Regions from separate parts of the Homo sapiens genome. Here region 2 is linked to region 1. The links are chromatin contacts, found by POLR2A ChIA-PET in ENCODE. All regions are on one chromosome and are shown on one strand. The core of a region is the stretch at or near the end of the contact, and the rest is flanking DNA. Distances in the headings are between cores, read along the strand shown. Region 1 holds the start of ARIH2OS (ARIH2 opposite strand lncRNA). Region 2 overlaps IHO1 (interactor of HORMAD1 1).

Region 1 (5,899 bases), core at 1,740-4,239:
CTCACTATGTTGCCCAGGCTGGTCTCCAACTCCTGGGCTCAAGCAATCCTCTCACCTTGGCTTCCCAAAGTGCTGGGATTACAGGCTTGAGCCACCATGCCCTGCCACCCAGTATGATTTATTTCATTTTTTTTGGTAAAGTGAAAGCAAGTTTATTAGAGAAGTAAAGAAACAAAGGAGACCAGGAGCAGTGGCTCACGCCTGTAATCCCAGAACTTTGGGAGGCCGAGGTGGGCGGATCAAGGAGTCAAGAGATCCAGACCATCCTGGCCAACATGATGAAACCTTGTCTCTACTAAAAATACAAAAATTACCATCCTGGCTAACACGGTGAAACCCCGTCTCTACTAAAAATACAAAAAAAATTAGGCGTGGTGGCGGGCGCCTGTAGTCCCAGCTACTCGGGAAGCTGAGGCAGGAGAATGGCGTGAACCCGGGAGGCGGAGCTTGCAGTGAGCCTAGATCGCGCCACTGCACTCCAGCCTGGGCAACAGAGAGAGACTCCGTCAAAAAAAAAAAAAAAAAAAAAAAATTAGCTGGGCGCGGTGGTGCGCGCCTGTAGTCCCAGCTACTCGGGAGACTGAGGCAGGAGAATCACTTGAACCCAGGAAGCGGAGGTTGAAGTGAGCGGAGATAGCGGCTCTCTCACTGCACTCCAGCCTGGGCGACAGAGCGAGACTCCGTCTCAAAAAAAAAAAAAAAAAAGTAATTGCTACTCCATAGGCAGAGCAGTCCACCCGACAAGGTTTTTGTTGTTGTTGTTGTTTGAGACAGAGTCTCGCTCTGTCCCCCAGGCTGGAGTGCAGTGGCGCGATCTCTGCTCGCTGCAACCTCCGCCTGCCGAGTTCAAGCAATTCTCCTGCCTCAGCCTCCCGAGTAGCTGGGACTACAGGCGCCCACCATCACGCCCGGCAAATTTTGTAAATTTTTAGTAGAGACAGGGTTTCACCATGCTGGTCAGGCCAGTCTCGAATTCCTGACCTCGTGATCTGCCGGCTCCGGCCTCCCAACGTGCTGGGATTACAGGCGTGAGCCACGGTGCCCGGCCACGCGGCATGATTTTTAATGGCTTTCTACATTGTATGGTTTGTTATTGTTGTTTTGAGACAGGGTCTCCTTCTATCACCGATGCTGGACTGCAGTGGTGCGATCTTGGCACTCTGCAGCCTCGACCTCCTCGGCTCAAGCGATCCTATATCACCTCAGCCCCCTGAGTAGCTGGGATGCACAGGTGTGTGCCACCTCGCCCAGCTAATTTTTAATTTTTTTGTAGAAAGGAGGGGGGTCTCACTACATCAAATTCTTGGGCTCAAGCGATCCTCCCACCTCGGCTTCCCAAAGTGCAGGGATTACAGGCATGAGCCACAGCGACCAGCCAGCACAGGTGTCTTTATTTGTTTTATTTTTTATTTTATTTTATTTTATTTTGAGACAGAGTCTCGCTCTGTCGCCCAGGCTGGAGTGCAGTGGCGCCATCTCGACTCACTGCAAGCTCCGCCTCCCGGGTTCACGCCATTCTCCTGCCTCAGCCTCCCGAGTAGCTGGGACTACAGGCGCCCGCCACCACGTCCGGCTAATTTTTTTGTACTTTTAGTACAGACGGGGTTTCACCGTGTTAGCCAGGATGGTCTCGATCTCCTGACCTCGTGATCCACTCGCCTCGGCCTCCCAAAGTGCTGGGATTACAGGCTTGAGCCACCGCGCCCGGCCTGCACAGGTGTCTTGAATATGTATATACGCGACTCCAGTATGGTTGGAAATGATTTGATTTGTTGTCTATGGAATTGCACAACCTGGAGCCTTCCTAACATCAGCGGCTTCATACTGGCATTTCCATTGTGGTGCAGCAACAATCTGAGTGAGCCTCCGTCTCTAGCCACATCATTTGACAACCGGTCCCAGAAGGTAACTGGAAGTCATGATGACAACTCCTATACTGTGAAAAGAAACTGCAAGCAAGGCAGTTAAGATGCAATCTTGCACGGTGACCGTAAGTCGGAGAACTGCGCGGCGAACGAGGCCTCGGCAGGGGAAGCGAAAGCCTGGTGTGGTTGCGGCTCTGGGGCCACCCTGCGACCGCCTCGGGGTGTAGGCAGAATTTCCCGGCCCAGCTCCCCTCTGACCAGATAGCGGCCGAGAAACAATGGTTATCTGCTCCACTGACGCCAGGATGTCTTCTCCGTGCCCGATCCCGGAGTACAAACAGTGAAATGAGAAGCCGGTGAGAAACGCGCTGGTTAAAAACATCTCGACGGGAGACGCTGGTAGGCGAATAGTGGCTCCAGACGCGGTCGGCGCCTGCCGTACCCTGGTCAGACTCTGGGTCAGAGCGCTAAGTTTCAAGGAGGCGGCGCTAAACAGGCCCTCTAGCCGGGAGCCTGTCGCGACCCGAGCGACCGTGGGTCGACCCCGATCCGGAAGTGACGCAACGGCGCCAAGCACTTCCGGAGCTGTGGGGACGACTCTTCTGGAGGAAGCAGCGCGGGCTTGACCGGCGTCGGCCCGCCGCCTCCGCTGCCGCTTCGCCCCAATCCGGTCCCTCTGGCCCGGCCTGACCCGGTCTGGCTTGTTCGGGCTCAGCGGCCGCGAGGCCGCAGCTCCCGGTAAGTGCGCGGCGCACGTCACGGCCTTGTTTACCTTGGCTGGCCGCTGGGGGGGCCTCTCCGCGCGCCTCCCTGGCCGGGCCGGGACTCCGCCTTCGCCGTCGCCCGGGAGGCCCGGGCGCTCCCCGTCGCCGGCACGTTGTCCGAGCATTACCCGCCGTCAGCGGCCGGGCGCCCAGCGTGTGTCTGCCTTTTTTCCTCCCGCCGCCTTCTCAGCTCTCGGAAAGGTCAGAGGCCACCGCCTCTGACCAACCGGCGCCGGCACATCTAGGCCCTCTCTCCCTGTCTGGCGCGGCGGGGAAACGCGCCGCCTCGGGGCTCACCACTCGAGTCATCTTTGGGAGCTCTCGCAGCGCTGCCCGCGCGGTTTAACGCCCGCCTGTGGAGGGTATCCCCAGCTCGCGGGCTCCGCGTCCGCGCGAATATCCCGGAGCCCGCGGCGCCCCTAGGGATGTGCGGCCCCGGAGCTGTGCCGCCGCCTCGCCAGAAGCTGGTTGGGCAGCCGCGTTCTTGGATGACTTCTCCTTAGTACTGTTCATTGCCTGGTCCCATAGAACTTTCTGTCATAGCGACATGTTCTTTACCTTTGCTGTTCAGCATGGTAGCTACTAGCCACACGTGGCCGTTAAGCATTTGACCTGTAGGCTAGTGCACCTGAGAAACTAAATTTTAAATTTTACTTACTTTTTAAGTGTAATTAAATTTAAATAACCACATGTGGCTAGTGGTCACCGTATTAGAAAAGACAGATACAAAGTGTAGGATTTTGAAACGAAATTGCTGATTTCTAGTTTTGTGCCAAGTCGTTTTTCTTCGGAGGTGTAGTTAGTAAATGACCTGAATTCAGCGCTAGTGATCATATCTGGAGTAAACGTCTTCAGACTCACTAAAACTTACGTGTTCTGTGCGTGGTGGGCAAGCCCAGGATGGTTGGTTGTTAGGTCCCCTGAACATGTGACTTTGGCTCTGGAGGAAATTTTTTTTTTTTTTTTTTTTGGTGGGCGGGACAAAGTTGCTGTCACCAGGCTGGAGTGCAGTGGCGGCGATCACAGCTAACTGCAGCCCCGACTTTCTGGGCTCAAGTGATCCTCCTTTCTTAGCCTCCTAAGTAGCTGGGACCACAGGCACGTACCACCACACCTGGCTAATTTGTAAAATTTTTTGTGGATACGTGATCTTAATAGGTTGCCTAAGCTGGTCTTGAACTGCTGGGCTCAAGCTATCCTCCCGGTTTGACCTCCTAAAGTGCTGGGATTACAGGCGTGAGCCACTGTGCATGACCTTTAAAAAAATTTTTTTTGAAAAAGTGCCCGGCCCACTTTTTCAAGTAGAATTCGGATATTTAACTTTGAGATGATTAAAAATTAAATTTTCATTTAAATGTGCACCTAGAACATTTAGTATGAAATGGAGTTCTCTCTCTTTTTTTTTTGGAGGAGCCTGGAGTTTTCCCCACCTAAATATTTGGTTGGTGAGAAGCCTGTGAGCAATTTCTTTTTTTTTTTTTTTTTTTGACACGGAGTCTCACTGTGTTGCCCAGGCTGGAGTGCAGTGGTGCAGTCTCGGTTCACTGCAGCCTCCATCTCCCAGATCAAGCAGTTCTGCCTTAGCCTCCCGAGTAGCTGGGATTACAGCTGGGATTACACCCAGGCTGGTTGGAGGGCAGTGGCGTGATCATGGCTCGCTGCAATCTCCTGGACTCAAATAATCCTCCTCACTTTGGGAGGCCGAGGCGGGCGGATCACGAGGTCAGGAGATCGAGACCATCCTGGCTAACACGGTGAAACCCCATCTCTACTAAAAATACAAAAAATTAGCCAGGCATGGTGGCGGGCGCCTGTAATCCAGTGAGCCGAGATCGCGCCACTGCACTCCAGCAAGACTCTCAAAAAAAAAAAAAAAGAAAGAAAAGAAAAGAAATATTGTCCCCTTGGAACAAGATCAGCACTTTTTCTTTCTTTCATTTATTTATTTTTATTTTTGAGTCCCGCTCTGTCTCTCAGGCTGGAGTGCAGTGGCGCGATCTCGGCTCACTGCAACCTCCGCCTCCTGGGTTCAAGCGATTCTCCTGCCTCAGCCTCCTGAGTAGCTGGGATTATAGGCGCATGCTACCACGCCCAGCTAATTTTTGTATTTTTAGTAGAGACAGGATTTCATCATGTTGATTAGGCTGGTCTCGAACTCTTGACCTTGTGATCTGCCACCTTAGCCTCCCAAAGTGTTGGGATCACAGGCGTGAGCCACCGTGCCCGGCCCACTTTTTCAAGTAGAATTTGGGTATTTAACTTTGAGATAATTAAAAATTAAATTTTCATTTAAATCTGCACCTAGAACATTTAGTATGAAATGGAGTTCTCTCTCTTTTTTTTTTGGAGGAGCCTGGAGTTTTCCCCACCTAAATATTTGGTTGGTGAAAAGCCTGTGGGCAATTTCTTTTTTTTTTTTTTTTTTTTTGACACGGAGTCTCACTGTGTTGCCCAGGCTGGAGTGCAGTGGTGCAGTCTCGGTTCACTGCAGCCTCCATCTCCCAGATCAAGCAATTCTCCTGCCGTAGCCTCCCGAGTAGCTGGGATTACAGGTATGCGCCACCATTCCTGGCTAATTTTTGTGTTTTTTGTAGCAGTGAGGTTTCACCATGTTGCCCAGGCTTGTTTTGAACTCCTGAGCTGAAGCCGTCCACCCACCTTGGCCTCCCAAACCAAAGTGCTGGGATTACTGGCATGAGCCACCACACGTGGTCCTGGAATTTTTCTTTTTTTTTTTCTTTTTTGAAGACAGGGTCTCACTCTGTCGCCTAGACTGGAGTGTAGTGGCGTGATCTTGGCTCACTGCAGCCTCAACCTCCTGTGCTCAAGAAATCCTCCCACCTCAGCCTCCCAAGTAGCTGGGACTACAGGCATGCACCACCACGACATTTATGAGTAATGTGACATAAATGAGCCACGACAGCATGAGTAAAGTGAGATCTGAAATATTAGCATTATTCTGTGTTAGATTACCACAGTGGAGGTGATTTTGTAGTAAAAGTTAAATTTTAAGTCAGTTACAATTTGCTTGGTCAACATCTACATAACATTTAGGATTGAAATTGTGGTAGTTGAGAATCTGAAGGACAGAAATACTGGAGTAAAGAAGCAGGCTTTCAGCTGGGTGAGGTGGAGGTTACAGTGAGCTGAGATGGCAACACTGCACTCCAACCTGGGTGACAGAGGGAGGCCCTGTCTCAAACAAACAAAAAAAAGAAGTGGTCTTTCAAACTGAGAGAGAGAATTGAGATTAAATTATTGCTACCTGTT
Region 2 (6,343 bases), core at 691-3,190, 330 kb after region 1:
AGTGTCTGTTGATCTTCTGTTCATGTCCATGAGTTTTCATCATACAATGCATGAATTCTTTGGCTTTTGTTTTGTTTTGTTTATTGAGATGGAGTCTCACTCTGTTGCCCAGGCTGGAGTATAGTGGCAAGATCTTGGCTCACTGTAACCTCTGCCGCCTGGGTTCAAGCGATTCAAGTGCCCCAGCCTCCCAAGTAGCTGGGACCACAGGCGCGTGACACCATGCCCAGCTAATATTTTTGTATTTTTAGTAGAGACGGGGTTTCAGCATGTTGGCCAGGCTGGTCTCAAACTCCTGACCTCAGGTGATCCACCGGCCTCAGCCTCCCAAAGTGATGGGATTACAGGTGTAAGCCACCATGCCCAGCCCATGTGTGAGTCTTTTTTTAAGAACTGGATGTGGCCAGGCGCGGTGGCTCACGGCTGTAATCCCAGCACTTTGGGAGACCGAGGCAGGCGGATCACGAGGTCAGGAGATTGAGACCATCCTTGCTAACACGATGAAACCCCGTCTCTACTAAAAATTCAAAAAATTAGCCGGGCGTGGTGGCGGGAGCCTGTAGTCCCAGCTACTTGGGAGGCTGAGGCAGGAGAATGGTGTGAATCCAGGAGGCAGAGCTTGCAGTGAGCCGAGATCGTGCCACTGCACTCCAGCCTGGGTGACGGAGCGAGACTCTGTCTCAAAAAAAAAAAAAAAAAAAAAGAGTAGTATGTATAGTTGAGGAATAACTGTGATAGCTTCTTTTTCATTAGAAATGAATATTTTCATATTAATATTTACATATAAATATGTATATGAATATGGATTTTAAAAAGAAAAATGCGATTTGCCTTAGCAGTGGTCATAGGAAGTCTGTGTTCTCTCTTTTTTTTTTTTTTAACTTTTTATTTTATTTTGAGGTGGAGTCTCGCTCTGTCTCCCAGGCTGGAGTGCAGTGGCATGATCTTGGCTCACTGCAACCTCCGCCTCCCAGGTTCAAGGAATTCTCCTGTCTCAGCCTCCCCAGTAGCTGGAATTACAGGTGCCCACCACCACGCCTGGCTAATTTTTGTATTTTTAGTAGAGACGGGGTTTCACTGTCTTGGCCAGGCTGGTCTTGAACTCCTGACCTTGTGATCCACCTGCCTTAGCCTCCCAAGATGCTGGGACTCTCTTTTTTTTTCCCTGCTGGGCACTAAGGTTTCTCAGGGTCAAGTCTTCAGATCTAATCAAGCAATGTTTTGATGCTATGCTAGGTAGAGATCTGCCATATTTATGGAATCATTTATGTTACTTATCACTTCAATATTTCATAAAGATTTGTTTTCTTTTTTCCCTCCTATTCTAGTGAGACTCTATACAACTTTGTTTCTAATGTTAGAGAAAGCATTCTCAGGGTAAGTACAGATACTTTTCAAGGAGTTAGAACATCTTATATTTTAAGAAGTTTAATATTTATATTGTATTGGCTTTAGTTAATGTAGAATAGCAATATTTTAACTATCCCTATTTATCATGAAATGACAATTCTCTAAGATAGTAGAATAAGGCAATAGCCTGTGAATTATTTCATAATTTTGGGTTTCTTAGTTGCAGACGTCTGTGGAAAAGTCTGAGGACCATCTCAGTTCAAGAAGCCAATCTATTTTGGATTCTTTGGAGACTGTGGCCAAGACATGTGAGTGCCTCATGTTTGAGGTATCAGCAGAGGGCACTGGTGAATGATGAACATGAACTTTCTGACCCCAGCCTGGTTTCCAGTGGTGAGGTTCCTCACAGGGTTTCAGATGAGAGGATGGGTATATAGGGTTAGTCCTGAAGAGATGTGGAGCACACTGAGCTGGGTAGTGAGGCCCACCTCTATGTGACAATGCTCTGGTCCCATGATGCCTTTTGTGAGGCACTAATCCCCCACCTGGTAACCATGTTGCCTCAGGGCAGGTAGCTCTGCTAGGTTTCTCATCTCACTGCCTGAAGTGAGTCAGCAACATCCTTGAGTCTCAAATTGCTGCCTGTGCTGTCTATAGACACTGACTGCCCCCTTAGGAGTTAGAAATACTGTAGTACCTGCTGCTCTTCTTGCTGCCTTGGTTTCAGTGAGAGCTGTGTTGTGAATCACAGCATCATTCTCAATTTTTTTTTTTTTTTTGAGACAGAGTCTCGCTCTGTCACCCAGGCTGGAGTGCAGTGGCGCAATCTCGGCTCACTGCAAGCTCCGCCTCCCGGGTTCACGCCATTCTCCTGCCTCAGCCTCCTAAGTAGCTGGGACTACAGGCGTCTGCCACCACGGCTGGCTAATTTTTAAAATTTTTAGTAGAGACGGGGTTTCACTGTGTTAGCCAGGATGGTCTCCATCTCCTGACCTCGTGATCTGCCCGCCTCAGCCTCCCAAAGTGCTGGGATTACAGGCATGAGCCACCACGCCCAGCCCCATTCTCAATTTTACTTATAGTTTGTGGTTTATAAAATCCTGTGCTCCACCAATTAGTGGTTTACATTTAGATGAAACCATGGCCCTTGCCCTATAAACAGAAGAGAGTAAATATACAGTTCTCCTTGGGTGAATACTTCTCTAGAACCACCTGTTTCCTAGCAAAACGATGAGCTGATGACTATGCATCTGTACTTGTTTGCATTTGTCTGTGTGTTTATTTTATAAACAAGTTGAAATCAACTTACACAAATGCCATGGGGTGGACTGCTCATAATTTACAAAAATTAATGCCTTTTTGTGGCCTAAAAATTAATCCCCAACTGTCTGCATAGAAGCACTGTACTGTCTGCTGGATTTCAACCTGGGCATCCCACACACAGGGCATATGCATCTGTTTAGAAACTTGTTCTGGGGCCGGGCACAGTGGCTCCCACTTGTAATCCTAGCACTTTGGGAGGCCGAGGCGGGCAGATCACAAGGTCAGGAGTTCAAGTCTGGCCTGTCTAATATGGTGAAACCCCATCTCTACTAAAAATACAAAAATTAGCTGGGTGTGGTGGTGGGCGCCTGTAGTCCCAGCTACTCGGGAGGCTGAGGCAGAAGAACTGCTTGAATCTGGGAGGCGGAGGTGGCAGTGAGCTGAGATGGCGCCACTGCACTCCAGCCTGGACGACAGAGCGAGACTCCGTCAAAAAAAAAAAAAAAAAAAAAAACTTGTTCTGGAAGCCTTGAAACTGTTAACCCCACAAGAAGTAGCAAGACAGACGGCAGAAGCAAATCAGGGATGCTTCCTTTGTATAACATGATAGAGTAAGTCATTTATAAGTACCCAAGGAAAGTACTCTGTTTTTGTTTTACATTTAAAACTGGGTGGGCCGGGCACAGTGGCTCATGCCTATAATCCCAGCACTTTGGGAGGCTAAGGCGGGAGGATCACTTGAGGCCAGGAGTTCGAGACCAGCCTGGCCAAAATGACGAAAGCCCGTCTCTACTAAAAATGCAAAAAAAATTAGCCAGGCGTGGTGGCAGACACCTGTAATCCCAGCTACTTGGGAGGCTGAGGCAGGAGAATCGCTTGAACCCAGGAGGCAGAGGTTGCAGTGAGCTGAGATCGTGCCACTGTACTCCAGCCTGAACAACAGAGTGAAACTCCCTGTATCAAATAATAATAATAATAATAAAACTGGGTGAAGTACAAAAAAGGAGGATTGCAGCAAAAGTATGGCGTTTAAATCCCAGAAAAGGGAAAGGAAGTGCCTGAGGCCCCAACACAAGATCAAGGCAGAGAAAGAACTAAAACTGCATCTGGCTTAGAGTAGGCAAAGGGATCCATTCCTTAATTTTCTTTTGCTTTTCTTTTTTTCTTTTCTTTTTTTTTTTTTGAGACGAACTCTCACTCTTGTCCCCCAGGCTGGAGTGCGATGGCGCGAACTTGTGCAACCTCTGCCTCCCAGGTTCAAGCGATTCTCCTGCCTCAGTCTCCTGAGTAGCTGGGATTACAGGTGCCTGCCACCATGCCTGGCTAATTTTTGTATTTTTAGTAGAGACGGGGTTTCACCATGTTGGCCAGGCTGGTCTCGAACTCCTAATATCAGGTGATCTGCCCACCTCGGCCTCCCAAAGTGCTGGGATTACAGGCGTGAGCTACCGCGCCTGGCAGGTTCCTTAATTTTCAAAGGGTAAGACTCAGAAGAGAGGCCGGGCGTGGTGGCTCCTGCCTATAATCCCAGCACTTTGTGTTTTTGTTTTTGTTTTTTTGAGATGGAGTCTCGCTCTGTCACCCAGGCTGGAGTGCAGTAGCACGATCTCGGTTCACTGCAACCTCTTCCTCCCGGGTTCAAGCCAGTCTCCTGCATGAGTCTCTCCTGCACCAGTCTCATGCAGGTGCATGCCACCACACCTGGCTATTTTTTTGTATTTTTACTAGAGACAAGGTTTCATCATGTTGGCCAGGCTGGTTTTGAACTCCTGACCTCAGGTGATCAGCCTGTTTCGGCCTCCCAAAGTGCTGGGATTATAGGCGTGAGACACCACGCCCAGCCTAATCCCAGCACTTTGGGAGGCCAAGGTGGGTGGATTGCTTGAGTCCAGGAGTTTGAGACCAGCCTGGGAAACATAAGGAGACTTTGTGTCTACAAAAAATAAACAAAACCAGCAGGGCATGGGACATATGCCTGTAGTCCCAGGTACTAGGGAGGGTGAGGTGGGAGGATCGCTTGAGTCTGGGACGTCGAAGCTGCTGTGAGCCAAGATGGTGCCACTGCACTCCAGCCTGGGAGCTAGAGCAAGACCCTGTCTCTAAACACTAAAACTAAAACTAAATAAATAAAATGAAAAAAAAAAATAGATTCAAGGGTGGGCGTGGTGGTTCATGTCTGTAATTCCAGCACTTTGGGAGGCCAAGGCAGGTGAATCACTTGAGGTCAAGAGTTTGAGACCAGTCTGTCCAACATGGTGAAAACCCGTCTCTACTAAAAATACATAAATTAGCCATGCGTGATGGCTGGAGCCTGTAATTCCAGCTACTTGGGAGGCTGAGACAGGAGAATCGTTTGAACCTGGGAGGTGGAGGTTGTAGTGAGCCGAGATGGCGCCACTGCACTCCAGCCTGGACGATAGAGTGAGACTCCATCTCAAAAAAAAAAAAAAAAGGCCAGGTGTGGTGGCTCACGCCTGTAATCCCAGCACTTTGGGAGGCCAAGGCGGGCAGATCACGGGGTCAGGAGATCAAGACCATCTTGGCTAACACGGTGAAACCCCATGTCTACTAAAAATACAAAAAATTAGCTGGGCGTGGTGGCGGGCACCTGTAGTCCCAGCTACTCAGGAGGCTGAGGCAGAATGACGTGAACCCAGGATGGGGAGGTTGCAGTGAGCCGAGATCCTGCCACTGCACTCCAGCCTGGGCGATAGAACCAGACTCTCTCAAAAACAAAACAAAACAAAACAAAACAAAAGCCCAGGCACAGTGACTCACACTTGTAATCCCAGCACTTTGGGAGGCCGAGGTGGGTGGATCACTTGAGGTCAGGAGTTTGAGACCAGCCTGACCAATATGGTGAAAACCCATCTCTACTAAAAAAAAAATACAAAATTAGCCAGGCGTGCTGGTGCAGGCCTTTAATCCTAGCTACTTGGGAGGCAGGAGAATCACTTGAACCTGGGAGGCAGAGGTTTCAGTGAGCTGAGATTGCGCCATAGCACTCCAGCCTGGGCAACAAGAGCGAAACTCTGTCTCAAAAAAGAAAAAGAAAGAAAAAAGACTCAGTAACAGACACAGCAGTATCACATGAATTAGGACAGGTCATTCTTGAAAATGAGCACAAGTAGCCTATCCAGAATAATTCTCTTTCTTGGTAGGAAATGATGATGAGCAGAAAATTAATCATTGAGAGAGGAACCAGACAAATCCTCTAGCATATGGCCAGGTCCAGTCCAGCTATTCTAGAGCATTGAACTCCACCTCAGTGCATTCTGCAAGCTTTCAGTCTCTACTCATGTGCTCATCAGGGAATAGGGAAGTAAAGATACTGTGTGAAAGTGCTGTCTGTGTTGTTATGTAATTGGTGCCTTCACAGATGAGGTCATTAAATATTTTCCCAGTCAGCCTGCCCAGCCAGAAGGGTCACTGTGGCCATCTAATCTAACTCTTCCTGTTCTTCAGCTGAGGACACTAAGGACCACAGTAATAAAGTTAATTACCAAAGCCTCTTGTATACTACTTTACCTCATATGTTAAGTCTGGTGATAAATTATAAAAAGAACTAGAAGAAAACATGGACAACATTTTTTTTTTTTTGAGATGGAGTTTCGCTCTGTCACCCAGGCTGAAGTGCAGTGGCGTGATCTTGGCTCACTGCAGCCTCTGCCTCCCGGGTTCAAGCGATTCTCCTGCCTCAGCCTCCCAAGTAGCTGGGACTATAGGCACA

The links. ChIA-PET counts read pairs that join two places held with the same protein, here RNA polymerase II (POLR2A).
Region 2: POLR2A ChIA-PET joins it to region 1 with 10 read pairs in Panc1. The contact joins the enhancer-like site here to the promoter of ARIH2OS in region 1. POLR2A ChIA-PET finds 5 or more read pairs at or near these places in 2 of 52 experiments (Panc1 and activated B cell).

What each region holds. Positions count from the first base shown.
Region 1 is chr3:48,916,396-48,922,294 of GRCh38, forward strand. It overlaps ARIH2OS (ARIH2 opposite strand lncRNA), which reads right to left and starts at 2,990. Exons shown (of 1, transcript NR_161301.1): 1 at 1,393-2,990. It overlaps ARIH2 (ariadne RBR E3 ubiquitin protein ligase 2), which reads left to right and starts at 2,447. Exons shown (of 16, transcript NM_006321.4): 1 at 2,447-2,603. RefSeq lists enhancers at 1,324-2,074, 1,880-2,349, 2,075-2,826, 2,827-3,577, 5,261-5,761 and silencers at 2,520-2,619, 2,690-2,769.
Region 2 is chr3:49,243,076-49,249,418 of GRCh38, forward strand. It overlaps IHO1 (interactor of HORMAD1 1), which reads left to right. Exons shown (of 8, transcript NM_001135197.2): 5 at 1,329-1,377; 6 at 1,571-1,658. Among named protein-coding and RNA genes, the nearest start is that of MIR4271, 28 kb to the right of the region's middle. RefSeq lists an enhancer at 6,043-6,092. Within about 2 kb of position 1,941, at least 4 of the 41 ENCODE cell types and tissues checked have a DNase peak (open chromatin) inside an H3K27ac peak, as active enhancers do.